Linked DNA regions of Mus musculus: region 2 is linked to region 1. Evidence: chromatin loops called from intact Hi-C (ENCODE). Cell type or tissue: left cerebral cortex. All regions are shown on one strand. Links, peaks and the distances in the headings refer to the core of each region. The heading gives the core; the rest is flanking DNA.

Region 1 (8,340 bases), core at 254-8,253:
ATAGAAGTTGTAAAACATCCAAAAAAATGCTTTCTATATGTCAGTGTCAGAAAGAAAACCTCTTCCATCCCATTAGAAAGAGAAGAACAAATGCCCAAAATGGCATGAAGTAAACAAAATTCCTTTAGTGCAACCCCTCACCTCTCTATAACGTGCTCAGTGTGCAATTTCTCATCAGGTAATACGCTGAATGGTTGCCTTATGTAAACAAAAGAATCAACAGTACAGTGGAGCCCATCGAAAGTGATGTTTCAACAGGCTGCCCTCTGAACGAGGCTTGGGATTAACAGCAGTTCTAACACCTTATCCAAGTAATTGTTCACAGGGTGCTCCCAGGTCTGCTCTTGCCTGTCACTGCCCACGTATTTTCCTAGAATACTTCTCCCTACTGATCTATCTTTCTGTGCTTTGAATATTTGTCCAAACTTAACCTAAAAAGAATGGAATTGTGCCATAAAACCTTTTATTCTAAAGGAGCATGAGGAGGAAAAGGAGGTCAAGGAATCCCTTCATTGCTCTTGATGAACTTCAAAAGGAGGGCTGGCACTGCCTGTAAACCAAACTGTTAAGAACAAGTAAAACTGGATCTACAAAACCTTCACGGTTAGCATGAGACTCTGTATTTCAGACTCAATTCTATGTAAATTTGATCAACCAACTCTACTGTTATGCCCCTTGTAGCTACAACTTTGAAAAAAAACCCTCATTTTAGGACATTGCTAAGTGATATTAAGTACTGGTTACAGTATATATATATATATATATATACATACACATATATGTGTATATATATATACACACATGTGAATAAAATCTTTAGAAAACAAGAGAAACCAGGGGGGAGGGGAGAGCAGCGGATGTTTGTTCACAGCCTTGAGTTTGATTCCTGTTTTGTTTGTTATTGTAGGAAAAATGTCTATAATGTAGCATGAGGGATCAGGGAGGGCAGCCATGGGCGCCGCACTGAATTCAACCCAGGAAGAGGTTGCAAAAACTGAAGTCTGGACAGTGAAGAGGTGAAAGTGGAATATGAAGAGCCGCATGGGAGACCAGCTAACTTGTTTTCCAGTCTCATTAACCTGGCTCAGTAGGCTGTTCGGACCCCAATCATGGGGGCAAGTTGTAGTCAAAGAGGCAAACGTAGTTACAACTTCAGCACACACTCAGGAGGCCATTGCAGCGTGCCTGCTGTGGCCTGTGATATTCACATGGTGTCATGACGCCGGCGGTGGAGGGACAAGTGGTCAGATCGAGAAAAACTGCGGTTGCAGTCTGTGCACCGGAATGGCTTGATGCCCGTGTGCTTACGGAAATGGCGAGTAAGCTCATCCGAGCGAGCAAATTTCCAGGAACAGCCATCCCAGGTGCACTTGTAAGGCTTCTCTCCTGCAGGAAAAACATGATGATATTGAAGGTAATCAGAAAAACAGCAGAAATACATTATTAAATGTATTAAAGTAAGACAGTCGCCTTGAAGAAGTACGTGTTATTCACCTTTTAAATTAATTAGTTTGACAAATGAACATCATATTGCACGTCTTCTAGTTTCATGATTTGTACACACTATGGGACTGGTTAAATACAGTTAACTAGCATATGTATTATTTCACATATTGTTTTTGTTTGTTTGTTTTGTTTTTGTGGTAAAAAACTTTTAAAACGCCTCTACATACTGCTGCTTGAAGTTCTGAAGTTAGGCTGAAGACAGTGTAGAACACAGTGAAGAACACAGGCTCTCAAAGAGTTATTGAATTCTGCTCGAATTCTACCTTTACCACGCTAACCGTATATTAAGTAATCGCTTTCCCCTGGCCAAGTCAATTTCTCAACACTACTAAATCAAGGTAAAAATATCTCAAAAGGTTGTTCAAAGCATTTTAAAAGGGAGACAGTAGTGGCCAGAGGCGGGAGGAACAGTGCAAGTTTAAGGTCAGGCTAGTCTACATAGTGAGTTCCAGGCTATGCAACTATAGTAAGGCATTGTCTCAAAAAGGAGTAGGAAAAAACCTCAAACAAAAGGAAACCTAGATTGTTAGTAAACAGTACAATCTGAACAATATTCATTACATTTCCCATTTCTGGAACCAAATGCCTGGAAAGACACATTAGGGAAAAAAGGACTTATTTTGGCTCACAGTTTGAGGAATGAATATAGTCCATTATGGCAAAGTAGACAAGGTGATGAGAGGCTCCATTAAGTCAGGAGCTTGACTCACATCTCTATAGATCAAGAAGCAGAAAGAGGATAGAAAGTATGCATGGGCTATAAGCCTAGTCCCAGAGATTCACCTCCTACAGTCAACCTCCAACTGCAAGAATTTCCGTAACCTCCCTGAAACAGCACAACTAGCTGGAGAGCAAGATTTCAAACACATGAGCCCATACGCGGAATTCTACATGCAAACTGTAACAGAGATCCAGGTTGCTGACACTTTCCACCCTATTATAACTCTGTTCTCTCATCTGATACTTCCTAATGAACAATCTGAAACAAAGTCATCTACAATAAGAACAGGTGACTCAGTGGAAAGAGCACTCAGCAAAAGCTTGCTTCTGTGTAAGGTCAGAAATGTATACATAAAAAGGAACGGGAGAGTTGTTAAGCCCAAGTATTTTAGATAGCTCCATGCTTGGAGACTTCAGGTTATAGCTGGATTGTATCATGAGACCTGCATGCTAAGGAAAGGAAAAGAGGGGATTAGTATAAGAAGAACTACCACAGCACAGTGTGTGTGTGTGTGTGTGTGTGTGTGTGTGTGTGTTATATATACATACAAATACACACACACACAACACGTACTAAAGAAACTTACGTAGGAGGGTCAAGAATTTGAGGCTAAACTAGGTTTCTAAGTGAGCTTCTGTTGCAAAAGTTAATTAATTGGGGTTAGAGAGATGGCACAGTTGTTCAGAGCACTGGCTACTCTTACAGAAGACCTAGGCTCAATTCCCAGCACCCAGATGTGGCTCACTACTATCTGTAACTCCAGTTGCAGGGGATCTGATGCCTTCTTCTGGGCTCTGTTGATGCCATGTGACATGGTGTATAGACATACACATGGGCAAAACACCCATATACATAAAATGAAAATAAATAAATCTAATTTTTTCTTCGGCTTTTTTCTAGACAAGGTTCCACTGTGCAGCCCTGGCTATTTTGAGATTCACTCTGTAGTCCTGTCCCGTTTAAAAGAAATGCAGGGAGAAAGATGGAGCAGAGCCTCAAGAAATGGCCGACCAATAATCAGCCCAACATGGGATCCATTCCATGGGCAAGCACCAATCCCTGACACTATTAATGATACTCTGTTATGCTTGCAGACAGAAGCCTAGCACAACTATCCTCTGAGAGGCTCCACCCAGAAGCTGACTGAAACAGATGCAGAGAGCCTCAGCCAAACACTGGAGCTGGGGGACTCTTATGGAAGAGTTGGGGGAAGAATTGAAGGAAATGAAGGGAACAGGAATGCCACAGGAGACCAACAGAATCAACTAACCTGGAACCTTGGGGGCTCCCAGAGACTGAATCACCAACCAAAGAGCATACATGGGCTGGACTGAGGCCCCTAGCACGTTATGTAGCAGATGTACAGTTCAGTCTTCATGTGGGTCCCCCAACAACTGGTGCAGAGGCTATCCCTAAAGCTGTTGCCTATCTCTGGAATCCTTTGCCAACTGGGCTGCCTTATCTGGCCTCAGTGGGAGAGGGATGCACCTAGCCCTGCAGAGACTTGATGTGTCAGGGTGGGGAGGGATACCTAGGGGGCCCCACCCTCTCAGAGGAGAAGGGGAGGGGTGGGGGAAGGACTCTATGAGGGGGAACTAGGGGGCAGCAATAGGGATGTAAAATGAATGAATGAATGAATAAATAAATAAATAAATAAATGGAGAAAAATGTCTATCAGTCTTTGTTCTTCTACCCCTCCTTTCCCCATTATAAAACTTCCAAGGCATTTACAGCTTTGCAGTTTTAATGTCTCGTGCCAATCAGATTTTCTTAGTTTCTTTTAACTTACTGCTAACACCTACTAACCCTCTCAAGTGTTCACTAATTAACTGTATACCTGTTAGATAATTGGACAACAGAATGGGGTCCAGGCTGACTTCACAGGTTTGGAGTAGTACCAGGAAACTATTTGGTTGATTAAAAATGTTAGTTACTGATCATTTCAATATTCAGAAATTTTTACATTAGCCTGTAAGAAGACTGACACACACCTGGATATTTTAAGACTAAAGATAACCTAAGTGTAGTGGTACACACCTTTAATCCCAGACCCATAAGGAAGAAACAGAGTGATCTCTGAGTTCAAAGCCAGCTTGGTCTACATAATGAGTTCTAGACTAGGTAGGACTACCTTGTCTATCTCTCTCACCAAACAAAAGGGAAAAGTCTAGACAGTTACACATGAGTATTGACACTTAAAAAGGAGAATATAGGGAATATAATTTTGTTTTACTTTTATTCGATATGGTAGTAGCCCATCTCCACACTTCACAACAGTTTCACTATGTGTAGAATTTATTATAATTGTTCAAGGATTTCTCCTAGGAATTCCTATTTTCACTACACCCAAATGAATAATTGGCTTGTTAAACTGCTGCCATCATGTGGCACTCTGAGCTCACTGCACCCTGAAGAAGTCTATTTCTTTTTCTTTTTTTCTTTTTTCTTTCCCCCCAGGTTTAAGAGTTCTCTGGTGGAATTTTTTTTATTAGATATTTTCTTTATATACATTTCAAATGCTATCCCGAAATTTCCCTATACCCTCCCTCCACCCTGCTCCCCTACCCACCCACTCCCACTTTTTGGCCCTGGCATTCCCCTGTACTGGGGCATATAAAGTTTGTAAGACCAAGGGGCCTCTCTTTCCAGTGATGGCCGACTAGGCCATCTTCTGCTACATAAGCAGCTAGAGACACGAGCTCTGGGGGTACTGGTTAGTTCATATTGTTGTCCCGCCTATAGGGTTGCAGACCCCTTCAGCTCCTTGGGTGCTTTCTCTAGCTCCTCCATTGGGGGACCCTGTGTTCCATCTTACTGTGGTTAAAGAAGCTTGTGTTCAAACTGAGGTCAGTGTTATCTAGATATACACCAAAACCCGATGAGGACACATCAGAAAAAAAAAAAAAAGCAAACAAACAAGCTACAGGCCAACAGCTTTGATGAACATAGACACAAAAATCCCCAACAAAGTATTTCAAACTGAATTAAACAGCATATAAAAATAATAAGCCATGGTTAACTTGTTTTCATTCTTGGTGTGTCAGGATGGGTCAATGTACACAAATGAATAATGTAACACAGTACATAAATAGGATCAAAGATAAATATCCCAGGATAATCTTGATAAATGTGGAACAGGACTCAGATATAAGCCTGGAAGAAATTAGGAACAGGAGGATCACATCTCAACCTGACAAAGGACACAGTAAGCGTATAATCAGCATAATTCTGAATGAGGAGAGACTAAAAGAGCTTCTTGTAAAAAATAAATAACTAAAACAAAATGTATACAAGCCACACTCTTTTTAAATACAATACTGAAATTTTATGCATGGCAATAAGGTAAGAAAAATAAGAAAGAAGAAACAAAGAAAGATAGGCTGAGAAGGTTCAGTTGGTAAAGGTGCTTGCTACCAAGCCTGGCACTTGAAAATCCATATGGTGGAAAGAGAGAACCAACTCCTGCAGTTTGTCCTCTGACCTCCATACAAATACCTGTGGCACAAGCACCTACCCAACACACAATATAAATTGATAAGTGTCATTTTTAAAGTAATGAACTCCAATCACAAATGCCGAAGATTATCCTGAAATAAATCTAGCCAAGGAGACAGAAGACCAAACGATGGAAGACTAAAAATGCAAATTATAAAACACTGAAAAACAAAAACAAACAAACAAACAAAACCCGTAGCTATTCCAACATGGACAGACCTCCCAGTTTCTTGGACAGGTCAAATAAGTATTATAAAATGATCACATTTCTGAAAGCAATCTCTACTTATTAATGTAACACCTATCACATTCTTAAAAAAAATAGAAAGAAAATCTTGAAATTTATATTAAAGCATAAGACCGAAATAGTCAAAACAATCCTAAGGGGCTGGAGAGATGGCTCAGCAGTTAAGAGCACTGGCTGCTCTTCCAGAGGTCCTGAGTTCAATTCCCCGCAACCACATGGTGGCTCACAACCATCTGTAATGGGATCTGATGCCCTCTTCTGGTGTGTGTCTGAAGACAGCTACAGTGTACTCATATAAATAAAATAAATAAGTCTTTTAAAAAATCAATCCTGAGGAAATGTATAATGTTGAAGGTTGTTGTGAATTGCCCTGGTGCTATTGATATATTGATGCTAATTCTGCTTCCTCAAGAGGAGCTGCCCAGATGAGGAGTGGATCATGGACTCAGGTGATTTCATGGGAACCTTGTGCTCATTTTGACTGGTCAAATAAAGTCTAGAGCCTGTGATTGCGCAGTGGAAGAGAAAGGTAGATCTGGGGGTTTTAGAGAGTAATGGAAGAAAGGAAGAAGGAGAGAAATGAGGAGATGGAGGAAAGAGAGAGGAATAAGAGGTAGAAGGAAGATGGAGCAGAACCACGTGGCCTGGAGAAGCCACAGGTAGCAAGGAATCTCATAGCTGGGGAATAGAGTACTATAGTAGTAAATCTGCCCAATCTAGGCCTACAGTTTATAAATATTGTAACTGAGTTGTGCATTCTTTATTCAGGCTTATTGGGGTTGGAGATTTACTACAATAGAAGGCACTATAATATTTCATTTCAAAACATACTACAGAGCATTAGTAACAAAATAAAACAAACATAGTACTGGTATAAAATCAGACACACATACCAACAGAATAGAATAAAGAATCTAGAAATTAACCACACATCTATAGCCAGCTAATCTTTGACTAAAGCAAAACAAACAAACAACCCATACCGTTATGTTTTGGTACAAAAGTTATGTCCCTAGCTGGTAATGCTAGGAATGACTGCATTATGAGGGTCATGATCAACAGTTAATACATTCATGCTCTTAAAACTCTGTATCTCTTTCTTGTACACCACCATGAGGTGAGCCACTTTCTTCTACCATGATGCTCTGCTTCACCAAAAGCAACGGAGGCAGGCAGGTGGCCATAGACTAAAACCTCTGAAATCAGGAACCATAATAAATCTTTTCCCCTTAAAGTTGTCTTACTTCAATATTTAGTTCCAATGACGAGAATGGCTAATATAAATATACTTGAGAAAGCTCATCCTGAAATTGTGCTGGGGAAACTGGTTATATCCACATGCAAAACATTAAAAATATATCCTTAGCATTCACTAAACAACACACAACTCAAAGTGGGACTGAAATTAGTGTCAGACCCATCATACTGAAACTATTTGAGCAAAGTATGTGAAATACTTCAAGATGTAGGCATGAGCAAGAATCTCCTCACAATGACTCTAATAGATCAGGAAATAAAATCAAGACTTGACCCATGGTATGATAACAAATTAAAATGCATCTGTAGAATAAAGGACACAGTCAACAAAAGATATTAACAGCCTACAGAATGAAAGAAAAACCTTTGCTAGTCATTCATAGGGAGTGGATGGGTAGGGGAGCAGGGCTGGGGGGAGGGGGGAGGGAACTTTCGGGATAGCATTTGAAATGTAAATAAAGAAAATATCTAATTAAAAAAAAAGGAAGGTAGGTGAGATAGATGATCAACAGCCAAAATAGACAAAGAAATCAGAAAAGTTAACAGGAAATGGGTAATTCACTCTCTAAATGGGAAGATAATGTGAACATACACTATTGAAAAGAAGAAATACAAATACTCCGGTAAATACATGAAAAAATGGTTAGCTTTTACCCATCACAGAAGAAACCTATATTGAGATTCAACCCCAGCCTGGTCAGAAGGGCGATAATCAACAAATAAACAAATGAATAAACAAACAAATAAATAAATAAACAACCAATTGATCAATCACAAAGTACTGAAAAGAATATGGAGAAAAATGATTTCTTAAGATACTGTGGGTGGAAAAGTGAACTAGTCCATAACAAACAGCATGGGAATTACTTAAACAACAACAAAAAATTGGAGGTGGAGACAAAAGCATCAAAAATTCAAGGTCAGCCTCAGCTACATAGCAAGTTTGAGGGCAGACAAAGCAAAAATCTATGGGACTAGTGATGTAGCTCAGTTGGTAGAGTACTTGCATAGGATGGCATGCATGATGCCTTGGGTTTAATACCTAGCAATGAAAAACTAGGCACAGTAGCATACTTGCTTGGAACGTACCCGGCCTTTTGTTTTGCTAGTTTTT
Region 2 (8,340 bases), core at 90-8,089, 110 kb before region 1:
CACATTGTTCAGTAGATGAAAAGAACCCAAAATAAAAAAGAGACTACAAAAATAAACCTGCAATAAAATAATATAAAGTGTATTACATATGAGAGGAATAACAGCTAAAAGTCATTTAAAGTGAGGCCAATGCAGGTTTTTTTTTTTTTTAAATAAAGTATAAAGTTGGGGGAATAATAGATTCAATAGGCACAGATCTTTTCTGGAATTACACAGCATACTTTAAAAAAATATACATTTGGCAAAGCTCAAGGATTCTCTGTTCCTTGGATGTTTTGAATAAACATATCTGTTTAATTGCTTGAACCAGGCCTCAGCCGGCATCCAGCTTCTCATGTGGTGACAGATTTACTGCTAGTTTCCTATGCCCCCAGTTTTAGTATTTACTTCTAAAATCATTCACATCATTAAGTTAAATTTATTACTTTAGGCTATCTCTGGGTTAATCTCAAATCCTCACTACCACAGAGCATGGAGATAATAAATCACCATTTCCTAAGATGTTGTTCTGAGAAACAGGGATGGACCAAATGGTATTAGGTATATTTAAAAAAAAAAACAAAACTATTTAAAAATAATCATGGCAAATATTTACTATACACCGAGTCTTACCAGGAATCAAGTATTCAGACTTTTGCACTTGCTGGCCATCTCCCAGAGAACTGTTTCTTCACAAAACAGAATTGCTGCAAACACATTCTGGCGACAGGAAAAAAAAAAAAAGCTTCTCCCATCCTTATTAGCACTGCTACATACTGTGCAGCACACACAATTAGTGCCCGTGCTATACGTTTGACAGAGGGCATTCAACTTACCATTCAGCTTAGCAGGAAAGAGCCACCCAGAATTTTATGAAATAGGTGCTTGTGATTGTTAATGTAAAATAATGTCTGAAAATAAATTTTGTGTATTAAGATGACCACATGAGCACACTAGAGGCTCCTATTAGTAGCACAATAGTGCTTCCTAATAGCTGAGTCCAATTAGCAGGAACTAGACTAACTAAAAAGCTAGTCAGTGAGATCCTGCTTTTAACAATCCTCCCAGTACCCCACCTCATAAAACAACATATTGTTTCTAAAAGACACCGGGATACTATCGTTTCCCATATTTTATCTATTTAAAATAAGCCCAGTCACATTCCCAATATACTGGTGGGGGGGCAGGGGAAATACTAATTAATAATTGGTTAACCTTTGGGGGCAATAATTAGAACATCTAAATGTGCATGTCAAAAATAATTTCCCATAGTACAATCCTGTAAATAAACACTTGTGAGGGGAGCTAACCCTTCTAGATGTGATTCTAGGGCCAAAAGGCAAAATAAAAGAGCTTTCTCCATTTTTTATTATTTTTTTATTTTTTTAGTCATTTTAATGCATTTTTCCCTGTGCACAAGAGAAATAACTGATAGAGCCAAAAGATACACTTTCCTTTATACATAGCAGTTAAAAGTAATGCAAACATCACATGACACTTCCAGTAAAAGTTACATTTCCAATTACAAATCAAAATGCATATGAAGGTCTCTTCATGGGAGAAGCTGAGGAACTCTTAGATAAAAAGCACTTTCCTGGAGTCACTACACTGATCCTTCAGGCTGCACAAAGATTAAGGTCATATACAATCAATCTGCAACTGTTGACACAATGTTACACTGTAAGGTTTCTGTACAATTTAATGTATACTTAGAGAAACCAGGATAAACATTTCTACTATATTTTAACTGAACTTGCCTAGCCAACATTTTCACTGAGAAATTTATCAAATATGCTGTAAGATTCTACAAAATTGTGAGACATACCTAGCTTCAGGAATATTTCTTATATTCTTTCTTATTTTGGTTACACATATTCTGCTCAGAGATTCTACAGTAATACTTCTAGATGTACAATTCCAATTGTGCTTACTGTACTGTGTACAAATAGCAAAAACGATCAATGAATGGTATAAATCTTACAGCATTTGCTAGCAAAAATACATGCCAAAGTCACAATAAGCAATATTTTACCACAAATTAGAGAGCTTCAAATAATTTGCTTCTGTTTTTTTAATATCTTCATTCTACATTAAATTACTATCATAGGCTAATGTTTAAAATGCAAATAAACTGGACATCTGTAGGACAAAACTTGTTCACCCAACTGTGAAGGCTGATACCTGTTTCCAAAAATCACAATAAATGCAGAATAAAGAGAAGTGTTTGCATGCAACACCTTTGAGTGAAACAGTATTGATTCCCACCATTCAAATCAGAGAAGGAAGGAAATCAAAAGAAGAAAAGAAAGGAATGAAGGAAACAAAGAGGGGAGAGGGCAGGCTGGAAGGGAAGGGAGAGGGTGGGGGGAGGAGGAGCAGGGAGGGAGGGAGGGAGGGAGGGAGGGACTCCACCTTAAAATGCATCCTATTAGATTTATAGGTAGACAGATTTAAAAGAATCAAAATAAAAGTAAAGCACAATTTTGTGTGTTTAAAGATTTAAGAGCCATTATCAAAAATAAGATACATTTTTTTTCAAGGTACAGAAACGTAATTAGGATGGCTGAGAGCCCAGCAGCCTCTCAATGGCCGCGTTGATGTCGCCTCCTGTTGCTATTAGGGCCTGCAAGTTTGCTTCGCGGTTTAAGAACCCCATGGCGTTGAGCTGTTCCAGTTGCTGCTGAAATCTCACTTCAGGATTCGGCGGCTGTGGAGGGCTTCCTCCAGTGAGAGCCTGCACCATTTGTTGAATGAACTGCTGGTTGGGTCCAGATTCCGAGGTTGGACTTATGGTTTCAGTAGGTGCAGAGCTGGACACAGTGGTTGCAGGCGGGATGCCAGTGCCGGTGGAGCCGGGGGAGCTTGCAGGGCCAGTGGGTCCTATAGGCCCGATGGGGCCTATGGGGGTGAAAGGAACTATAGGGCCGATGGGCCCTATGGGAGTGACTGGGCCCACAGGGGTTATGGCGGTTCCCAGCACTCCCATCCCCACACCTGGAGCGAAGCTGGGAATGAGGCCAGGTGCTTCAGTGGCTAGAGTCTGTAGCCCCTGCTGGATCTGCATTAGCGCTTGCATCGCTCTCGGGTTTGACATGGCCGCGATGGTTTCTGGATTCTGCATCTGCTGCAGGAAATTCGGGAGCTGTGGACGCATCTGCTCCTGCAGCTGAGGATTCGAAGTGAACAGCGGGCTACTCAGCATCATCTGGGCCGCCATATCTGGATTCTGGCTCAGCGACTGCATCATGCTCCGCATGTAGGGCGCAGACAGCATATTCTGAATCAGCTGGGGATTCTCAGTTATCTGCTGCAGCAGGCTCTGCATTCCTGGGGTGCTGAAGATGCTAGCCACGTAATTAGCTGCAGCCATGGTGTTCCCGGCGGTGGTGCTGCTGGAGCTGCTGCCAGAGCCACTGCCACTGCTTGTGGTCGTGGTGGTGGTGGTGGTCGCAGCCGTCTGGGTTGTTGGCGGTGGTGCCCAAGGATTGGGCAGCGGATCACGATTCTCCGTGCGGGAGGGCTGAGTACCTTCCCCTGAGGTGGAACTGCTCCCCACCGTGGCAAACGGGTTGCCCCCAAACTGCTCCTGTGCGGCATTCAGCATAGGTTCTTGAATGTCAGTGTACATGCGCCGCAGAGCATTGTAGCCACCTGGGATGCTTTCGAGATTACTGAGAGCCAGGTCTTGATTTCGCATCATCTCTTGCATCATGGCAGGATTCCTGGCGATTTCCAGCGTCTGCCTCATTATATCTGGGTTGTTCAGTAGGTGGCTGATTTCTGGGTTTCTCTGGATCAATTGTTGCATCTGTGGATTGGCCATGATGAGCTGCCTCATCAGATCAGGATTCGAAAGCATGCTCTGAACAAAGGGATTTTCCATGATCTGGATCATCATCTCAGGGCTGGCCAGGAGCTGCTGCTGCATCTGGTTCTGAAGCTCGGTGAAGTTGGGCGAGTTCAAGCCCAGGTTACTAAGGCTGGAAAGGCTTCCCAGCCCAAAGGAGCTGCTATTCGTGGTGGTAGGTGTGGAGCTACTCCTGGGAGCCGATGATGTCGTCGCCGCCGGCGCCGCCGCCGTGGTGGTGGTCGTGGTCGTCGTGCTCGTTCCCGCAGTCGTGCTGGGCTGCGTGGTGGCCTGGCCCTGCGGACGGTTCTGGCTTTTGATAACCAGGTGAACAGTCAGTCCATCATGGATGCCATGCTGCATCAAGGTATCTTGATCTTTCAGGATCTTTCCGGCGAAAATCAGCACGAGCTGATCGGTCTGCGATTTGAAGCGTTTGGAAATCGCTTCCTTGAACTGCTGCACGGTGCTGTTCTCGGGCACCGCGAACTCCTCCTTCTCTTTGGGGGTCTTCACAGTGACTTTGATGATTTTGGGCTCGGCCGGCGGGCTGGCCGCGCCTGGGGCCGCCGCAGGGCCGCGGGAGGGGCGCGGGGGGCCGCTGCTCTCGCCGTTCTCAGCCATGGCGGCCGCGGTGACGCAGGCTCACAGGGAAGGCGCTGGCGAGCGAAGAGGGCGCGAGGGAAGGAGGTGCCGCAGCAGCGGACTGGGGCGGCCCGGCGGGCAGCGCGGATCACAGTACCTCAGAGTTGAAGGCTGCGGCTCCTCCCGGTCGTCGGCTGCGCACTCGGCTCGGCGTAGGCCTCGGCTGAGGGCTGAGAGAGCAGGTCCTGCAGGCCGTCTCCGCTGCCGCCGCCTTGTGATCTGCCCGCGCGCACTCCCAGCGACTCCTGCAGCTGCGGCGCCCGCGCTCCCGCCCCGCCCCGCCCCGCCCCGCCCCCGGCCGCGCCCCGCCCCCTGCTGACGCGGCGCCAGCCCAGCGAGCGTCTCGCGGCCGAGCGCAAAACTCCTGCCCTGCAGAGGAGGGGGGGCGGAGGGAGGGAGAGGGAGAGGGAGGGAGAAATAAACAAAGAGAGGGGGGAAGAGAAGGAAAAGGAAGGAGGCTGGAGAGAAAAGCCAGGGGACCAAGGCGAGGCGGGCGAGGCGAGGGGGGAAGGGAGGAGGCCAGGAGGAGGAAGAGGGAGGCAGCTTCTTTAGCAGCCACTGAAAGACCAATGGAGAATGTGGGTTCGCAATCTGGGAGGCAGTGAAAGGATGAAAGCCTGAATTGAACCGATCCCAGGCAAAGGACGAAAAATGAATAGTAAAGAACTCTGACAAAGCAAAAAGGGAGAATGAGCGCCCGGTTGGGGGAAGGGAAGGCATGGCGGGAGCGAGCATTTTACAAAAGAAGCCGAGAAACGGCCAACAGGCTTCTGAAAAGATGAGGCTCGCTCCTAATCAAAGGGATTCAAATAAACACAATGAGATTTTTCCTTCGGGTTTATCATATTGGCAGCGATAAAAAAAAAAAAAAGAACGTTAAACCTTGTTGACCAGGAGCCGAGAAAATGCACTCTCATGCTAGTCGTAGTATGAATTGTTGTAATGGGGCAGTTTGAAAATACAAATGGACATTTTAAGGATTTGCACCTTTGTTTAGAAAGACCTAATAATCAATTCGAAAAGTATATATAAACAACGTGGCATTTTAAAAAATAGCGTTTAGCTAGTTAAATGGGTCTGTGACAGGAATACTATGATTTTGCCATACAATAAAATAATCCCTGTGTCTAAAAGATGGTGGCTAATTCATGTAGTATTACATGTCTCTAAAAAATACATTAAATGCACTGTAGTTAGGAGAAAATAATAGACGATATTTGGGGTTATTTTTTATGGTTTTCTTAACAAATGGAAACAATACATGTGTGTAGGTGTCAGCATCAAAAAGCTTGTAGACTGTATGTGTGAAAAAAATCTGAAAGGCTATACTCCATTATGATAAAGGTAATTATTAGTAAGAGCTGAAATTGTAAATAATTCTTATTTTCTATTTTTATAAGATTGTGAATTTGATGAATAAATATGCATTGCGTTTATGATTTTTAAAAACTACAAATATTATTTTCAGACAAGAGTAAAGGTAAAAATTGACAGGCACACAATAGTCGTGGCAGAAATTAACATAATCATTATGGATTAAATAAAGAAAACAAAAAATGGAGTATTACTGTTATAGAAAACCTGAATTATAGAAGAAATTATTCTGAAATCATTTATTTCTCTTGCTTTGAACACAGAAAATCCTTTTCCCATACAAAAACCTAGAGATGATTTAACAGCATTTCAAAATCATTACGTCACAGTACCTTAATAAATCTCAGTGTAAAACAAAATACAGGGCCATTATACCCATGACTAGTACAAAAATCATTATATATGCAAGAGCTCATATAGATATAATGTACAATGAAAAGTATACTTGCTTTAAATACATATCAAAACATAATTAACTGACACACATCAAATGTAAATATCTATGGTATTTAAAACATATGTACATATGTATATAAAATATTCTATTAGCTAGAAGGGCTGGGCTGCTGCTCACTGATGGAGCACATGCGTACTGTGTGTGAAGAGACCCTGGGTTCAATTCCTAGTACTGAAAGAAAAATTAACAGAAAATAAATGTACAAGAGGCAGTCATTCTAAACATCTAGTCACAAGGAAGAGGAAATGGTACAGGATTCTACACAATGACTAAATGGAACTGGAGTTAAAGCTGTAAAAATGTGCTTTGTCTCTAAACTCGAAGGAAACATGACAGGCTACCAGCAATGGCTGATTTTAGATAGTGACAACTCACCTCTGTTAAAATATGTTTAACTTTTCTGAAAATAAATAGAAATTTAATACTATATCACAAGGAATTGTTAATGACTCTTAAAGGTAAATACTATTAACAAAAATGAGGAAGAAGAAAACACTTAAAATTTAAAGAAATCCGAACACTTTTGAGATAGTACAAATTGAAATTCTTAGTAGAATGAATTGGTAAGCATAATTATAATGAGAATATAATCTCAATACTTACCACAAGATTACCCTATATGTAGTTTAAGGAACTTGATACTGATAGAAATTTCTAGGCCCCATCCCAAGCCAATTGAAATAAGTGGTGAATAAGAATATTCATTTTTAGCAGGTCTGAGTTCATTAACATTAGATTTATGGGGTACTATGTGAATGAATTCAGAGTCAAATTTATACATTTTAAGATTTTAAATGCCCAATAATAGCAAAATTAGTGTAATACACATTCAAATAACAAGGACAACAAAGAAAACTGGAAGAGGTACCTGACATGCCAGCCATAAAATGAAAACAGCAAAGACCAACAAACAATATTTCTCTCCCTTCATCCTTTTCTCTTCCCCTTTTTTTCCTCTTTCTGCTACATTTTCCTTTTTGTGAGATACTAGAAAGACATTTTACCTTGTTTCAATATGAAAGCAATGGAATAAACCATGTACAAACTAAAAAAGAACTGAGCCAGAACATACACAAGGTCCCAGGTTCTATCCCCAGCACCACAAAAATCAGTAAGTACAGATTTGAAAGACAGTGTAGTTCCAGAGCTTGACAGAGTTGGTAAAGAATTCCTAAGCCAGCTCTTCATAAGCATTACCTGAATTACTTTTAGTAGCTGTGGCAGGAAACAAGAACTTCATATTCCTCTGGGAAGTAAAGGCCAACTTGCTAACCAGCATTGAAAGTATACTAAAATCTTCAGACAATTTTACTAAGCATTTCTACATTTATGGTTGTATCCATTAGTAAAATATATTGTCTTCCTGGAGTGGATCTACAGAATGCAAAGAAAATTCTGATCATTCTTTATTTTTGTGGATGCACATGGCAGAAAGTTAATTAATAATAATAAGAAGAAGAAATTCCGTTACAACTAGAAAAATAGTTATATATGGAGGGCAAGATTTGAGTCAATGAGACTGTAATAAAAACTCCACCAGAATCACCTATACTTGTGTGATATTAGAGCAGTACAATCATTTCTGTATAGTGTAAGTTCTTTACCAGGTTCAACGGGACTAAGAAATGTTCTTAAAAGCTGTGCTATATTTTTTGTATCCATTCCTCTGTTGAGGGGCATCTGGGTTCTTTCCAGCTTCTGGCACTTATAAATAAGGCTGCTATGGACATAGTGGAGCATGTGTCCTTCTTACCAGTTGGGGCATCTTCTGGATATATGCCCAGGGGAGGTATTGCTGGATCCTCCGGTAGTACTATGTCCAATTTTCTGAGGTGCCGCCAGACTGATTTCCAGAGTGGTTGTACAAGCTTGCAATCCCACCAACAATGGAGGAGTGTTCCTCTTTCTCCACATCCTCACCAGCATCTGCTGTCACCTGAATTTTTGATCTTAGCCATTCTGACTGGTGTGAGGTGGAATCTCAGGGTTGTTTTGATTTGTATTTCTCTGATGATTAAGGATGCTGAGCAATTTTTCA

What was found. Peaks named below come from ENCODE experiments on the same cell type or tissue, not always from the same donor. Only the 100,000 strongest peaks of a DNase experiment are listed, where the experiment ranks them.
Region 2: it touches region 1 in a loop (4-fold over the local background); 26 of 42 quality-filtered maps call a loop at or near these places.

Annotation. Positions count from the first base shown.
Region 1 is chrX:153,385,733-153,394,072 of GRCm38, reverse strand. It overlaps Klf8 (Kruppel-like factor 8), which reads right to left. Exons shown (of 8, transcript NM_001357183.1): 8 at 1-1,386. The coding sequence ends at 1,205. Among named protein-coding and RNA genes, the nearest start is that of Klf8, 30 kb to the right of the region's middle. In left cerebral cortex, for the core only: a CTCF peak has its summit at 4,611 (motif pointing left); a DNase peak (open chromatin) is centred at 4,588.
Region 2 is chrX:153,494,564-153,502,903 of GRCm38, reverse strand. Ubqln2 (ubiquilin 2) reads right to left here and starts at 4,672. Exons shown (of 1, transcript NM_018798.2): 1 at 1,342-4,672. The coding sequence starts at 4,450. The coding sequence ends at 2,534. In left cerebral cortex, for the core only: no CTCF peak of the experiment used is centred there; DNase peaks (open chromatin) are centred at 3,776, 3,996, 4,627, 5,005 and 3 more places; H3K4me3 peaks cover 4,206 bases; H3K27ac peaks cover 2,916 bases.